2 separate regions of the Homo sapiens genome follow, and region 1 is linked to region 2. A link is an interaction called in ENCODE POLR2A ChIA-PET data of the cell type or tissue named here. Cell type or tissue: PC-9. All regions are shown on one strand. Links, peaks and the distances in the headings refer to the core of each region. The heading gives the core; the rest is flanking DNA.

Region 1 (5,376 bases), core at 247-5,246, 920 kb before region 2:
TTCTCATGCTCAGCAGTCACCTCCCCGCCTGGCTTGGGAGCCGTGCTGACCTTTCCCAGTCGTTCTATTCACAGCACTCCCTGTGGGCACTTCCTAGCAACCGGTCCTTCCCTGACACGAAAACAAAACCAGACCTTCACCAGGATGCCTTGTCTACTCCACCTTCTCCATCATTTGCCCCCACAGGACTGGCTCGCAGTGGGTGTTGTGGACTGCCGTGCCCCACTGTGCAGCAGTTCTGAGAAGGAGACTCTGCCTCCATTACAAGAAATGATGTGGGAGGGACACTGCTGGCGTCTTTCTCTGCCCCTTCCCTCCAAACTGCCTGCCTTCCTATGACTCCTCATTGTAGGAGGAGAGGCTTTTCTGATTAGTGTGACCATAGCATCTTTTCCTATCCTTTTAATTTTAACCTATTTGTGTCCTCATATTTCAATTTGGTTTTTTTGTTTCTTTGTTTGTTTTTTGAGACATAGTCTCGCTCTGCCACCCAGACTGGAGTGCAGTGGCACAATCTCAGCTTGCTGCAACCTCCGCCTCCTGGGTTCAAGCGATTCTCCTGCCTTAACCTCTAGAGTAGCTGAGATTACAGGCGCCCAGAACCATGATCGGCTAATTTTTGTATTTTTGGTAGAAATGGGGTTTCACCATGTTGGCCGGGCTGGTCCCAAACTCCTGACCTCATGTGATCCATCCACCTTGGCCTTCCCAAGTGCTGGGATTACAGGCATGAGCCTCTGTGCCTGGCCTCAATTTGTTTTTTGACGGACAGAATATAGAGCTTGCCTTTTTAAAAAAACTCCAATCTGACAATCTCTGCCTTTTAAATGGGATATTTACACCATTTGAAGGTAATGTGATTATCGATATGATTATTATTAAACTTACTATCTTGCGCTTTGTTTGCCATTTGTCTCATCTGTTTTTGTTACCTGTTTTTTTCATCTTCATCCTCTTTTGAGGTAAATTATTTTTTATAATTCTATTTTATCTCTTTTATTGGCTTATTAGTTATATCTGTTTGTCTTGTGTTTGGGATGTTTGCTTTAGCGTATATAGTATACATCTTCAGTTTATCACAATTCATCTTCAAAATATAGGATGGCAATTCATTTACAACACAAGAACCTTACAGTATACTTGCATTTACACCCTCCCTTCCTGGCCTTTGTGTTATTCTTGCTAGCCATTTTACTTGTGCATATAAACCTCACAATACATTGTTATTATTTTTGTTTTTAATGATCAATTGCCTTTTAAAGACATGTTAAAAATAAATTTGTTTTTAATATTTACCACATATTTATTATTTACAGTCTTTTCATTCTTTTATGTAGAACAAAACTTCTATTTGATTTCATTTTCTTTCTGTCCAAAGATTCTCCTTTAACTTTCTTTAGGATTAGTGACCAATTCTTTTAACTTTTGTATGTCTAAAATAATTAGTTCACCTTTTTTTGCAAGATATTTTGCTGTATATAGAGTTCTAGGTTCACGGTGTTGTCTTTCAGTTCATTAAAGAAGTTGGTCAACTGTCTTTTGGATTGCATTGTTTCCAACAATAAGTCTGCTGTTATTTTCTTTGTTCTTCATGCCCGTGTCCTGGCTGTTTTTAAGGTTTTCCTCCTTATCTCTGTTCTTAAGCAATTTGATTATGTACACTGGTGTTGTTTTCTTCATGTTTCTTGTGCTTAGGGCCCATCGAGCTTCCTAAATATTTTTATCAAATTAGAAAAAAGCATTCAGCTATTATTTCTTTTTTTTTTTTTTTTGAGAAAGAGTCTCGCTCTGTCTCCCAGGCTGGAGTACAGTGGCACTATCTCAGCTCACTGCAAGCTCTGCGTCTCGGGTTCACAACATTCCCCTGCCTCAGCCTCCCAGGTAGCTGGGACCACAGGCACCCACCATCACGCCCGGCTAATTTTTTGTATTTTTAGTAGAGACGGGGTTTTACTGTGTTAGCCAGGATGGTCTCGATCTCCTGACCTCGTGATCCGCCCACCTCAGCCTCCTAAAGTGCTGGGATTACAGGCATGATCCACTGCGCCCGGCCTTATTATTTCTTCCTTCTATCTCTCTATTCTTTTTGTGGGGACTGCAAAAAGAATTATTATATGTTATTGTATATAAGCTATATGTTATATTATCTTGCTTGAAGTTGTTCTGCAGCTCACTGATGCTGTTTACTGTTTTTCTTCAGTCTGCAGTGTCCAATTCATTCTTATTCCCATCTAGTGTGTTTTTCCATCTCAGACATTAGAGGTTCTTGTTTGTTTGTTTTAATCTCTACAAGTTTGATTTAGGTCTTCTCCTTTAAATATCTACCACCATCTCTTTAATATGCTCATGCATTCCTCTGTCTTCTCCATAAATATATGGAGTATATTTACCTCATTTAAAATACTGTTCTTGTCTATTCACCTGTGTCATTTCTGTATCTATTTCTATTGATTGATTTTTCTCCTCTTTATATTGTTTTCCTAGTTCTTTGACGCCTGATAATTTTTTATTGGATGCCAGATTAGTGCTGAATGCTAGGTTTCTTCTTTAAATGCTTTTGAGTTTTATTCTGGGACTCAATTAAGCTACTTGGAAACAACTTGATTTTTCAAGACTTGCCTTCAAGCTTTTTACCTGGGTCAAAGCAACTTTTAATCTAGGGCCAATTTTTCCCATTACTGGTCCAGGCAGCGAGGTGCCATCAATGATTTTTAAGCAAGACAGAGACATGATAGAATTTGCATTTAAGAAAACCACTCTGGCAGCATGAAGAAGATAGAGGGAAGAGATGGGAAGGACAGAGAGAGACCTAAGGCAGAGCTCACTGTTTATTCAGCCCAGGTAGTGAAGAAGGCAGGAGCTCAGGCTGCAGCCACTGTGGGGGTCTGAAATATCAGGATTGGAATCAATGGTGCTTGATGTGGGTAAAGTAAAATGGAGAAGGGTGAGTCTGAAATAAGCTGAGGTTTCCTCATTTCTGGGGGTTTCAGAGGAAATGAGATCCCACAGGAAGCCATTAACAGGGTTGCCAGGAGTTTCTAATCCCCCTTTTGTGAGTCTCTCTTTCATTACCAGGGGGCTGATGGCAGGAAGAAGAAAAGTCAGGACCACATAACCTAGCACTGCCCCTTTGGGTATCTGTGGGCCTTTTTCTCTGCTAGCTCAAAAGAATGTCAGTGTCCAAGACCCTGAGTATTGGTGATTTCTCCTGCTTATGACATCACAGACTACCTTCTGTTCAAGGAAAAAATTTCTCTCTGTAAGTGTACCATCTGGTGTCTGGTAGAGCTTGGCAAATTAGAGTCTTTTATAGCACTGTGTTTTTATAATGTGACATGAGGCCTCAAAATTACATTAATATCTCCAGTGCTGCAATTATATTAGTCCAGGGTCAAGTCCGTCTCTCTAATGAAACAGTGTTGATGAAGAATTTCATTCATAAAATGTTGAAATGGCCTCCCCAGCTCTCACTGAGCTAGCCAGAGAAATTTCCTCTAGGCCCATAGAGACTATGTTTAGTCTCAATCTGTGACCCATCTTCCATCTCCATTTTCAGAAGAAAGTGTTCCTTCATAAGCTAGGTATCATTTCCCCTTTTCTTTGATGCACCAACATGTTTTCTAGCAGGAGATCCAAGAACGTTCATCAAGTGTACGTTGAAACCATGAAACCTTTAGGTTTAAAGTGCACTTTGTCCACACCAGGGTAAAGAAAGAGTTAAGTTTAAAAAAAAAAAAAAAACCAAAAAGGAAAGTTTGACAAGTGAGACTCATTCACTTCCTCTCTCTCTAGCTCTCCTGGTTGTGAATTTGACCAAGAGTAAACTTAAGTGTCTTCAATTAACCCTTCCAAGTAAAAGAGTGCCTCCCCTGCTTCCAAGGGCCCAGGAAAGCCGTGAACTTGGGTTACTTGCAGGGGCTGTTGTTTCCCTTGGAATAAAAAATGTTTGAGGCTCAAACCTGACAGCCGAAGAAAAAGGGAATTATGAACATAATATCACAGTTTATACACTTAGCAAGTTTTGAGAGTGTTCTCTCATTTCCTCTATTTTCTGTGTGTCTTTCACACATGCATGCACACTGAAATAAGCCAGCCTAAATATATTGGCAAAGTCACACTCAGGGTGTGTTGTAGTTCTTAATTGAAGCCATTAGAAAACAAAAAACCAAAACATTCACTGACGACAACAGAGCTCCTCCTCAGGATTAAACTCTCCTCTGTTTTAAAAGGAAAAAAATCTGAAGCAAAGGGTTAAATTATTTGCACAATTAATGTCCTACAAATCATCTGAAAAAAATGCGAGCCCTAAGTCTGCCTTCCAAAGCTGGGAAAATGCTAACTATGGTCTCTGTCTCCAAACAGGCAGCTTTTAAATGATCCTAAATACCAAAACATGCCCAGGCTCTATTTCTTCAGTGCTGAAGCTGAAATTTACAACATAACCAACCTCAAAACATTTGGTTTCCAGCAGTGCCTGGATATGTCCAAGCCTGATTTTGCACAAGTCTAGGGTAAAAGAACAGAGGAATCCAGGAGAAGCAATAAATTGGGTGGACTAGGGAGGGGGTAAGAGAGGTAATTGGTGAGGATAGAAGAGGCATGAAGTCTAACAAAATTCAAATGGTAGCCTAAAAAAAAGTCTCCTAAAGGGTTAGAAAGAGACACTATAGTATTAAAAGTTATTTTTCAGAAAAAGAATAAAATTATGATTCACATACAAATATAAAAATGTACACGTTGAAGAATTTATTTACTCCTGATACCAAGAAACCAGGCAATAGTTCAAAGGAAAAGTCAAAAACACACAAATTCTTACTGAGTGAAGGAATGTAGAGATGAATTGCAAATGGAGATTAAATTGCTTTTTTTCCCAAAAGGGGAGGAAGTCAATTAAATCACTATCAGACAAGACATAATTTACATATCTATCGGTTACTTCCAATTTACAGAGCCTTGCAAAATAGCTCAAAGACAATGCATAGTAGAATCTGATAGCCCTGACAGCTTTGCTGTAGACAATGCATAGGTTTACACTGAAACACCATTTTTCTTTTTTTTGAGTCAGAGTCTCGCTCTGTCGCCCAGGCTGGAGTGCGGTGGCACCATCTCAGCTCACTGCAACTCTGCCTCCCGGGTTCAGGCGATTCTCCTGCCTCAGCCTCCCAAGTAGCTGGGACTACAGGTGTGCACCACCACACCCAGCTAAGTACGCCCAGCTAATGTTTGTACTTTTAGTAGAGACGGGATTCACCATGTTGGCCAGGCTGATCTCGAACTCCTGACCTCAAGTGATCCACCTGCCTCGGCCTCCCAAAGTGCTGGGATTACAGGCATGAGCCACGGCGCCCAGCCACACAAAATTTTTTCTACAGCATT
Region 2 (5,376 bases), core at 144-5,143:
CCTCCTACACATCTGGTGTTAGAAGAGTGTGTTGTGTTGAGTGGAGAGGAGAGAGTAGGAAAAAGCCTGTTTTTTTCTCCCATATATCTTAGGCGCAGTATCTGAAAGCCCTAAACCCTGGGGAAGGAGGGTCTGGGCTGACACATTTTGCCTCACCGGGGGCCTCTTCCACTGCAGGCGGGGTGGCAGCTTCTGCAGCAGGGAGCCACTGCCGATGGAGCTCAGGGTGGCCGGGAAGCTGGTGTCTTCAAAGAGGCAGCCATTCCTCAGGCACTCTGCCAGCAGGGCCTCAAAGTCCTGTTGGGGTTGCTGTGGAGACGCCCTCCTAGAGTACCTTGGCGCCAGCTTCCATCTGCATCGGAAAGGTGGCCACAGAGACATGGCAGGTGGTGGGTACAGTCCAGTGAGTCTTCCTGAGGAGTCTCTGCTGCTCCTGAAATGGAGAGAGGACGGTCAGTTTCCTCACTTCCTCCTTGTGCTTTGCCATTGCCACAGAGACGAGGGGAAGGATGGAGAGAATGGGAGCGGAGAAGTCAGCTGGTGAGAAAGAGACAGAAGCAGGTGGTTCGATTTTGTCCCAGAGAGTGTGGGTCCTTGAGCACTCACTCAAGTGCTTGAGGACCTGGTGGGAGATCAGGGATCTTGTGGCAAAAGCCTACAGAAGGGAAAGTTCTCTCAAGCCTCAGGGCTGAGTCCTGGGCCCCTGACTGCACCAATGTCACGGGGGTCCCTTCTGCTTAGTGGGGAGGCAGGAGAAGAGAAGCAGGAAGCTGGAGCTCAGTCCCCTGGGCCGGAGGGTCCTGTGCCTGCCAAGGTAGTGGGGAGTAGTGGCTGCCTGCTCAGGCCTCCACCAGGCCTGCCAACTCCTGCCTCCCAGCTACAGACACACAGCATTCCTCCTGCTTCAATGTCCTCCTTATTCTTCCCTGCAAAACCTCCTCCTACATTATCTTTATTTTTTTTATTTATTTATTTTTTTTTTTTGAGACAGAGTCTCATTCTGTTGCCCAGGCTGGAGTGCAGTGGCGCGATCTCGGCTCAATGCAACCCCTGGCTTCCAGGTTCAAGCAATTCTCCTGCCTCAGTCTCCCGAGTAGCTGGGATTAGCAAGGCCGCAGGGGGTGCTGGGGGCCAGCAGCTCCCACGTGGAGGCCTCCCAAGGATGTCTCTCCCATCCCAGGAGCCCCCAGCTGCGCTCCGGGTCAAGGGTAAAACCCCAGGCTCCAGCACAGGGTGCGTGGGTCTCTCACAGAAGGCCCCCACGGGCGGTCACAGGCTCTGGCAGGGCTGCAGGTTGGCGTGGGCGAGCCGGCAGTGCATCAGATACAGACGCCCGCCACCACACCCAGCTAATTTTTGTATTTTTAGCAGAGATGGGGTTTCGCCATGTTGGCCAGGCTGGTCTCGAACTCCTGACCTCAAGTGATCTACCCGCCTTGGCCTCCCAAAGTGTTGAGAGATTACAGGCGTGAGCCACCATGCCCAGCCTACATTCTCTTTACAAAGAAATCCTTCCTTGAAGACTTTCTTGCTAATGTAAAAGGGGGACAAAAAAATCACACACACACATATTGTGCCAAATACCAACAGTTGCCAGTACGTGCCCATTCTCCCCTTTTCCTTGTTACCAGAATCCATTTTGATAACCCAGCTACAAAACTTGATTTCCTGGAGCTTCTTGCAGGACAGGTTGGCTACACAATATAGTTTTTCATTTTACAGTTGCAAAACCACTAATCTTATTAGCCTCCCCATTTTTCAGGTGTTACAACTGAAACCTGTCCATTCATTCACCAAAAATTTTACTGGGAACTTATCATTTGTCAGGCTTGAGGTAGGCACTGCTCACCAAAGACAGTCCCTGCCCTCATGGCTCTTACAGTTTAGAGGGTGGGAGAGCGAGAAGGGTTAAATGATCTTCCTGGTGCTATACAGGGAGATTTTATAAGGGCTGTATCCAGAACCCAGAGCCCTGACTCCCATAACAATGTTCAGCTCTCAGTGCTACAAACTGCCTATTACACCCCGCACAGTGTTTGGGACAGAATGTACATGCCCTAAAAGTAACTCGCAAATGTGCTTATACTGAGTGTGACTTCTCCCTCATGGCTGTAGGAGTGACCTGGGGTCCTCTCCATTTGTCAAGGTCCTGCCCATCCCCCAAAGTCTAACTTGAGTCCTTTCCCCAGGAAGCCCTCCTTGAGTGCCTGGCATTCGCTGAGATCCCCTCATTCTGTCTATGGACCCATTGTCTGCCCCATTGGGCACCTACTGTCTTGGTGCTTCTCAAATTATCACTAGTGAAGGGCCTATGTTCTTTTATTTCCGATTTGTCATAGAAATTTAATGAAAATGAATAAATACAAACATAACATTTTAAAAGATACATAAAGTCAAGTCCCCCTTTAAGATTTTTTCAGGTCAGGTGCAAGGGCTCACATCTGTAATCCCAGCACTTTGGGAAGCCAAGGTGGGCAAATCACTTGAGCCCAGAAGTTCGATACCAGCTGGGGCAACATGGCAAAACTTCGTCTACATAAAAATACAAAAATTAGCTAGGCATGGTGATGTATGACTGTAATCTTAGCTACTTGGGAGGCTGAGACAGGAGGATCACTTGAGCCGGGAGGTAGAGTTTGCAGTGAACAGAGATGGCGGCACTGCACTCCAGCCTGGGAAGCAGAGCAAGACTCTGTCTCAAAAAAGAAGTTAGATTCAACAAAAATTAAATTAAATTTAAATTATTTGATCAATTGCTATAAAAGTTTCTAAACACTTGCTCTCAGTTTTGTAGGTAGCTCATCAAGCACTGCCAGTGACCAGTTGGTGGAGTGGCCCCACTGTGGTTCTGCTCTGAGTGATGTATGCACAGAAGCCTCTTCTGCCTAATGGCTTTTGAATCCTCTGCAGGATTAGCACTGCTGGAATGTTGTTTGTCTCACACCCTTACCTCTGAGAGCTGAGGGCAGTCGATTCCTGGCTATTCTTATTTGTCACGGGTGCCTGTGTACTTCCTGGGGGAAGACCCAGCCCTCTTCTAACCCAGGTCACAGAAACTCAAAAGCTGTTACTCAGGTCTTTTATTTTTTTGACTCCAAAAAAAAACTCCAAAAAAAAACTGGAGTTTTTTTCCCTAATGTGGATGAGTAGGCAAAGCTTCCCCCAGGCTTACCCCATTTTCTTCCCAGGAAGTTTCTTCTACCACCTGCACATTTATAAACAAACTTGAGGCCTCACAAAGGCAAGGTCTCCCTTTTTGCCCCTTCAAGCCTTTACAACAATCTTTATTGCTTGTCCTGTGAAAAATGATAGAGGGTCCCTTGGCTTCAGAACCTCCCTCAGGCTCATGCCCTCCTTACCAAGTGCTGGGTCATACCTGGATTCCTCTTCAAGCCTGCAAATACTACATCTTGTGACAAGCACAGTACATCATGGGCTCAGAAGACAAAACACCCATCACAGGTTCCTCTCACCCTCCAAAGTTTAGAATGAGGCCACATGTGTGCGTGCACACACATACACACACAATCTTATTTGTAAATAAGTATTCCTAAGTCACCTTAGGGAGAATATAGGCCCAGATGAAACCAGTTGGCGGTTCTTGCATGTTTCCTATATATTACAAACCATGGATGAAATTGGCTCATTTCCAGATTGGCACAGCTCTCTACAAAGGGCCAGATGGGTCTAGGTCACATTTGGAAATTCATTTTGACTATTGTAAGTGAGCAGCGTTGGAGCAGGTCCACAAAATAAGACTATGCAAATAGATAGGTGAAGGCTAATGGGGCTCGAGCTATTTAAGAATGTGCAGCCTAAAAGCATCCTCCATGGGCCTCAGAGTTCTTTCCTTGGCTCCCCATAAGCTGCCAGGTTGTTCTGCAGTGTTTTGCATGTCAGCATTACTATTATTTTTTATTAGAGACAGGGTCTCACTCTGTCACCCAAGCTGGAGTGCAAGGACACGATCACAGCTTACTACAGCCTTGAACTCCTGGGCTTAAGGGATCCTTCTGCCTCAACCTCTCATGTAGTTAGGACTACAGGCTCATGCCACCATGCGCAGCTAACTTTTTTTTTTTTTTTTTTCTGGAGAGATGAGGTCTTGCTGTGTTGCCCAGGCTAGTCTCTAACTCCTGGCGTCAGGCAGTCCTTCCACCTCAGCCACCCAAAGTGCTGGCATTACAGGCATGAACCACCGTGCCTGTCCAAAATTTATTTATACTCAGGAAGTAAACAGAGAGTCAGGCTTTGATCTTCACTTCTTCCATACTGGCTATTCTCCCCTTATCTATAGATGCTGGGTGCTAGGAAGGGCGTTATGATGGTGAGAGGTGTCAAATAACCTGGTGCTCAGATAACCTAAGTGCCTTGATCCAGAGGAGGAGGCCTTTGAACGCTAACTAGCTTGTGAACATCAGGAGCATCACCAGACAAGACACCTGGGGATACACCAGCCAGCAGCGCAAACTCCAAACCCCAATCCCTGTATACAGGCAGGGTTTCCTTGTCTCTCCTGATAACCCTCTGCCTATTTAATATGTTAGTGTTTACTAAAAGGTAAATGGGAACATTTTAAATGTGGGAGAAGGAACAGACTCTAGATACACCTTGTGTCAAAATTTACTCCTTCAGGTGGGTCTCAGTGATATTTCAGTAGCCAGTGTGAGCAGGATGACAGGAGCCAGCTGTGCACATCTCTTCTCAAGTCTGTATTCCATCATGCCATGTTAGTACCTTGTAATTGGCCATCATGGGAGTGTCCATACCATGGAATGGGTAAATGCTACAAATCAGAGCTACTTGGCCTTTTAAAAGAAAAAAAAAATTGAGAGCTAGTTGTTGAATATTACCAGCACAGCACTGGTCAACCTTAAGACAGCAGATTGCCTGGTCCTATGAGGTTGTCCAGCTGGAAGTTTCCGTGTTGTCCAGGAATACAGAGTCCATAGCCACAGGTGAGAATCTGTGAAGGCTTTACAAAGGGTGGTCTTACAACTCATTTGGAAAGAGAGGTTGATGTCAGTGAAAACATTGACTCTCACAAACTGGACAGAAATGAATACTGTATCTCTGCCATTGAAAGTTCAGTCAGGGCCAGGAGCGGTGGCTCACGCCTGTAATCCCAGCACTTTGGGAGGCTGAGGAGGGCGGATCACGAGGTCAAGAGATCAAGACCATCCTGGCTAACATGGTGAAACCCCGTCTGTACTAAAAATGCAAAAAAAAAAATTAGCCGGGCGTGGTGGCAGGTGCCTGTAGTCCCAGCTACTCGGGAGGCTGAGGCAGGAGAATGGTGTGAACCCGGGAGGCGGAGCTTGCAGTGAGCCGAGATTGCGCCACTGCACTCCAGCCTGGGCGACAGAGCGTGTCTCC

The links. ChIA-PET counts read pairs that join two places held together with the same protein. Peaks named below come from ENCODE experiments on the same cell type or tissue, not always from the same donor. Only the 100,000 strongest peaks of a DNase experiment are listed, where the experiment ranks them.
Region 1: POLR2A ChIA-PET joins it to region 2 with 6 read pairs; 2 of 35 experiments call an interaction of 5 or more read pairs at or near these places.

The regions. Positions count from the first base shown.
Region 1 is chr2:30,284,382-30,289,757 of GRCh38, forward strand. No RefSeq gene overlaps it. Among named protein-coding and RNA genes, the nearest start is that of LBH, 56 kb to the left of the region's middle. RefSeq lists enhancers at 3,732-3,781, 4,673-5,181. In PC-9, for the core only: no CTCF peak of the experiment used is centred there; no DNase peak of the experiment used is centred there.
Region 2 is chr2:31,205,067-31,210,442 of GRCh38, forward strand. CAPN14 (calpain 14) reads right to left here. Exons shown (of 22, transcript NM_001145122.2): 2 at 157-433. The coding sequence starts at 381. Among named protein-coding and RNA genes, the nearest start is that of CAPN14, 9.8 kb to the right of the region's middle. In PC-9, for the core only: no CTCF peak of the experiment used is centred there; a DNase peak (open chromatin) is centred at 2,965; H3K27ac peaks cover 341 bases.